Regions from separate parts of the Homo sapiens genome. Here region 2 is linked to region 1. Evidence: read pairs that join two places in POLR2A ChIA-PET (ENCODE). Cell type or tissue: MCF 10A. All regions are shown on one strand. Each heading gives the region's core, and the rest is flanking DNA. Links, peaks and the distances in the headings are about the cores only. Region 1 has its middle 51 kb from the start of CYP24A1. Region 2 holds the start of LOC105372675 (a long non-coding RNA gene).

Region 1 (2,918 bases), core at 184-2,683:
CTTTGGTTGCCTCCATTATTCACCAATTTGTGCTTGTTCAGCCAGAAATTCAGGAACCACAGGAAAGCTGTTGACTAAAGAAAACCTTAAACTTTCATCCCAGTTCTGTTCACTGTTTTTTATTAAAGAGTTTTCTTTTTATAGTAAACTAAAGAGAGGATGTTCAGAGTCCAGGTTCATGAGCTGCAGGGCTTTTTTTTTTTTTTTTTTTTTTTTTGCTCAGCAGAACCCCAAAAATAGAATTGCAAAAATACAATTTGGTAAATCTTTAATGCCCAAATACTACTCCTTCCCCTAACTAAGTCAGCCACTGGAACCATTTCTGCCTCTGCACATGACACTGACCAGGAGGCTAAGCCCATTATTTATGCACGGCTGATTTTATTTCTCAATTCATTTTGAGCATCTTTAATGCAAAACAACAAGAAAAACAGCAGCAAAACACCCAGCCTGATTATAAGCCTTTTCTCCTGACTTTTAATGCAAACTTGAAGAATGAGCCAGAGATGACTCATAAACTCATGAACTTCAGTTTCTGGTGAAGACCATCATTTAAGACAAAGTCAGTTCCCCAGACTGTGGGTTTCCCTATTTAGTGAACAAACATGTTTACTTTAAAATGCTAATCAAAAAAGTCCTTGAACAGACATTGTCTTCCCCAAAATTACTAAAATAGTTACCATGTTTCAAATTATTTAGAATAGGAAACTAAATTATAATAAAATAATTGAGGATAGAAATCTAACTGATTTTTCACCTATTAAAATTTGGGTCACAAATTATACACACACATATACACACACACGCACCTACACACACATGCATACACATCTCCAAAACACAAGATAGTAAGCACGGGAAAATTTGCCAAATGTCCTAGTGGATTGATCAACAAACAGCCCAGGTAATTCTGCATTTCTTCTTGGTCGAAGTCACTTTTTCTTCCCAACTTCTCACTCAGACTAGGTACAACTAAAATGTAGATAAGTAAGTCACTTTATCTGTGTTTTATTTAAGCAGTACGGTGGTTAGGTGCATGAATGCTACAGCCAGCATGCCTGGTTCGGATTCCTGGTTATGCCACTGTTATTGGTAGCTTAATGTGGAGTTGGTAAGACGGGGATGTGGAAATAGCAGTGTCAATTCGTAACTTGCTTAGGAGGATTAAATGAATGTATAGAACATTGCCTGGCCCTGTGTACAAATTCAAGACTTTGAGCTCAGTTAGTCTGGAGAGCTAGCAGATTCTTAACCTTTGAATCCCCAGCTAAAAACCCTGTCCTGACGAACGTTCATGCACATTTTGACGGCCTTTCAGAGATGCTCAGGCCTTCTCTGCCTCCCTTACTCCCCAGGCTAAGGTCCTCTACTCTAGAAAACACCTAAAGGAACCTGGGGATGTGAGTTACATATGAAAACCACTTTAGTCCTCCTAAGGACACCATACATATTTTCTGAGCCATGGCAAAATCAATAGGTAAACAGGTATTGTTAGAGGGAACTAGGCCTGGTTCCTTTTTCAATGGGGTTTGAAAGTTGTATTTTGTTTATTAGGAAGGAAAGAAGTGGACCTTTCCAGTGGGTGATTCATCATCTGGTTCCTTCAGGGGAAGAGAGGGAGTGACTAGAGAGGATTGATGTCCAGCCTGGGGCCTGCTTTGCTCAACAGGGACCTCATGAAGGCAGGCTTCTTCCTCCTGACATTTCCAGCACTCCTCACGGGCACTCTGGAGAGGGATCTCTGAATCATCGCTGTGTCTAGACACATCAAAGGGCAAGCTGCCTGTTTCTCAGGCTCACCAAACCCAGTCAGGAGCACTAACGTGGCAGGTCTCCCTCTGAATCACTCAGACCAGAGGGAGGGCGCTGAGAGGTGAGCAGGTTCACCCGGCTGTATTCGCTCTTGGGCGAGGGCAACATTCCTCCCTGGGGAATGCAAAGTCATGTTGCCTCTTGCCAAAGCCAGTCAGGTAAGGAGACACTGTTGATTTTGTCTCTGCTTCCTGGTGCCAGAGCAGACCAAGCAGGGCTTTGAAGATGTTGATTAGACGTAAGCCTTGACGAGGAATGTGACTGTCATTCAACAGTGTAGGCACTCAGTAAATACCCGGGGCATGAATTCAAGGGAACGCTACCTTGCAAAATGGGCCACTCACTTCAGACAAGTAATTGAAAGAAACATTTAAAAATTCCAAGAGCAGGAAAGATAAAATAATTGCTTTGGGTTGCTCTTCGGAAGCCTAATGCAACATACAGTTAAGTTTTAGACTTCCTGACTATTCTTCACAAATTTCTTTTCTTCAAACTCATGTTGTTCTTATATCTGAATGTTCTACTGCATACTCTAATAGATTTGATTTCAACCACATCCCACACAAAATCATATTTACACACACACACACACATACATATACACATATGTATATGTATGCAGTTGATTATGGACATAGTTTTCTGCTTTGCAGATACTTTATTAAACATCTATTATATGTGATATTGATATTTCCTTTTCACATGTTAGAAATATTTTGTTTTCCGGTCTCAACCATTTTTTTTTTTTGAAACGGAGTCTTGCTCTGTCACCCAGGCTGGAGTGCAGTGGCACGATCTCGGCTCACTGCAGCCTCTGTCTCCCGGGTTGAAGCGATTCTCCTGCCTCAGTCTCCCAAGTAGCTAGTATTACAGGTGCCCGCTTGGCTAATTTTTTTATTTTATTTTTATTAGAGATGGAGTTTCATCGTGTTGGCCAGGCTGGTTTTGAACTCCTGACCTCAAGTGATCCGCCCACCTCGGCCTCCCAAAGTGCTAGGATTACAGGCGTGAGCCACCCCGCCAGGCCAGGTCTTAACCATTTTTGTAGGCCCTGTGAAATTCTGATCCTGAATTAAATAGCCCTAAGATTGTAGAAATGAATAACC
Region 2 (2,918 bases), core at 131-2,630, 54 kb after region 1:
GCTAGACATTTTACATCATTTTTTCCGTTTAGTTCTCATCTCAGCCCAATGTCAATAAAATGAAATAAAATAAAAAACAAAAAAAAATCAAAGACAAACAAAAAAACCCTTGACTCTTACAGAGCTAAGTAATTTGCCCAATGTCACAGACGTTACCATTGGCTCAGGTGGGATTCAGACCCAATATTTTCTGATTCTAGGCTGGGCCCTAAATAGTACACCCATATACATCATGCTATGTTATGTCACTTTTTCTTAAACCAGAGTGTCTCAGAATATTGGAAGTATTTCTTAAATGAGAATTATCACCAAGAGGAAAGTGGGGGGGATCAGAATGCCTACCATGTCAGTATGTGTGGGGCAGTGTGAGGCAAACGTTTTATGTGCTGACGGTGGTGAAAAAGAATAGCTCTGGCTGAGTGTAGTGGCTCACGCCTGTAATCCCAGCACTTTGGGAGGCCGAGGTGGGCGGATCACCTGAGGTTGGGAGTTCGAGACCAGCCTGGCCAACATGGTGAAAGCCCATCTCTACCAAAAATACAAAAATTAGCCGGGTGTGGTGGTGCATGCCTGTAATCCCAGCTACTCAGGAGGCTGAGGCAGGAGAATCGCTTGAACTCGGGAGGCGGAGGTTACAGTGAGCCGAGATCGCCCCACTGCACTCCAGCCTGGGCGACAGAGTAAGACTCTGTCAAAAAAAAAAAAAAAAAAATAGCTCTAAACAGAAGGTCTATGTTTTTCACTACTGAGTACCTTGATTCTGGTGAGGTGCTTGGACACAGTGAATGGTCTATTGTTATTTCAACTATTGAGTAATTTTCCCAATTATTCTTTCTTTTCCTTCTCTTTTGGCAGATATGCACAAGGAGAAGAGGAAATAATTTCAGACTTGCTAGGTTTTTCTAAGAGTTTCATGCTATATAGCTTTATATACTCTAAATAGATATTTAAATATATGGGCAATCATTAGTTACATGATAGCTAAAAAGAAAATTCCTGTTTCAGGGATATTGGTTTCTCATGTTCAGTGGAGAAAATCCCCAGTAATTTTTAGACCGGATTGCAGAGGAAAGCAAGACTAGTTCTTTGAAACTTCATTGACCCCAATACATACCTGTCCTTGAGAAGTATGATTAAATTCAAAATGACTATTTTTGATCCCGCTTCCAGGAATTCACTATTCCTCATCTGTCCTCATCCTTCACTCACTACTTAGCCTCTATGAGTCATCCGGATAGGGATCTTGTCAGGAATTACTAATGAGAGATCTTGAAATGCCTCATAAATGCCTGCCATCATTACTGAGACAGGCTCAGGCCCTCTGTTTTGCTCTGGGAAATCTTACCAAGTCCTGGAATGGATAATTAGACTTCAGCCCTCATACCAAGGGACCACCCATGACAACATGTGTGTGTGAGTTCACACACCTGTGTACACATGTATAATGAGGGTGGGGTGGAGGAGCCTGTAGGAGTTCAAGGGCTGGTTTCTCTGCACTGGAAAATACAAAACACTTTCAAGTATATGCAATAGTAATATAGTTTTGTGCTTAAAACTGCTTAGGCCTGGCATGATGGCTCACGCCTGTAATTCCAGCAATTTGGAAGGGTGAGGCAGGCAGATCACTTGAGGTCAGGAGTTCAAGACCAGCCTGGCCAACATGGTGAAACCCTATCTCTACTAAAAAATACAAAAATTAGCCAGATGTTGTGGCAGATGCCTGTAATCCCAGCTACACGGGAGGCTAAGGCAGGAGGATTGCTTGAACCCGGGAGGTGAAGGTTGCAGTGAGCTGAGATCATGCCACTGCACTCCATCCTGGGCGACAGAGCAAGACTCCATCTCAAAAAAACAAACACAACAAACTTTGCCTAAACTGGGGCGTGAGTACTAGATCCACTTTCCGTTGCGGAAACCTGGAGGACTTACTTGCCGCATTTGTTAAATGGACAGTGTTGGTTCCAACCTCACGGTAAAGTTCAAGCTTCATGGAAACAGGAGTAGTAACAATAGCCAATTTCACGGGGCTCCTGTGAGAACACTGCAAATAAAATTCCTACCACAGTAAAGTGCCCAGCAAATATGACCTTGTAGCATTACTGTATTGCATGCCTTGGTTTTTTCAAAGTCCATAGAAGGGAGGCAATTTAGATGTCTCTGACTCAAGAAACTGTATACTTGAATAAAGCCAAAGGAAGATTAGCAATGAAATGCTGGTGAATTCAAATCCCAGCTCAGCCACTGAGCAGCTAGAAAAACCAGGGACAATTTACTTGTCTCTCTCTCAGCCTTAGTTTCCTCTTCTCAAAAGTGGCGATCAGGACGGGTGCAGTGGCTCACACCTGTAATCCCAGCACTTTGGGAGGCCAAGGCAGGCGGATCACCTGAGGTCAGAGTTCGAGACCAACCTGGCCAACATGGCAAACTCCTGTCTCTACTAAAAATACAAAAATTAGCTGGGCATGGTGGTGGGTGCCTGTAATTCCAGCTGCTTGGTAGGCTGAAGCAGGAGAATCACTTGAACCTGGGAGGTCGAGGTTGCAGTGAGCCGAGATAGCGCCACTGCACTCTAGTCTGGGCGACAGAGTGAGACTCCATCTCAAAAAAAAAAAAAAAATGGTGATCATGGTAGTAGTTCCCACTCCATAGGGTTTTTCTGAGGATGACAAAGCACTGAAAGTCCCTAGCACATGTGCTCACTGTTAATGTCATTAAGAACTACAGGAACTGGGCTGTCAAATAATTAAGGTCATAATCTTTATTACATGTGTCTTGGAGTTCTTTGCCCAATTAGACAAACCTTCTTGAAATTATAGGCATTGTTTTTTTGTCTTTGTTTTTGTTTCTCCTAAAGCAGATGACACAGTGCTGTTTATGTTGGCCAGCACCCAATAAGCAAATAATGGGAAATTGATTAT

The links. ChIA-PET counts read pairs that join two places held together with the same protein. Peaks named below come from ENCODE experiments on the same cell type or tissue, not always from the same donor. Only the 100,000 strongest peaks of a DNase experiment are listed, where the experiment ranks them.
Region 2: POLR2A ChIA-PET joins it to region 1 with 11 read pairs; 9 of 35 experiments call an interaction of 5 or more read pairs at or near these places.

What each region holds. Positions count from the first base shown.
Region 1 is chr20:54,121,948-54,124,865 of GRCh38, forward strand. No RefSeq gene overlaps it. Among named protein-coding and RNA genes, the nearest start is that of CYP24A1, 51 kb to the right of the region's middle. RefSeq lists an enhancer at 1,607-2,412. In MCF 10A, for the core only: no CTCF peak of the experiment used is centred there; a DNase peak (open chromatin) is centred at 1,704.
Region 2 is chr20:54,175,535-54,178,452 of GRCh38, forward strand. LOC105372675 (a long non-coding RNA gene) reads left to right here and starts at 2,760. Exons shown (of 4, transcript XR_936882.4): 1 at 2,760-2,918. In MCF 10A, for the core only: no CTCF peak of the experiment used is centred there; a DNase peak (open chromatin) is centred at 1,247.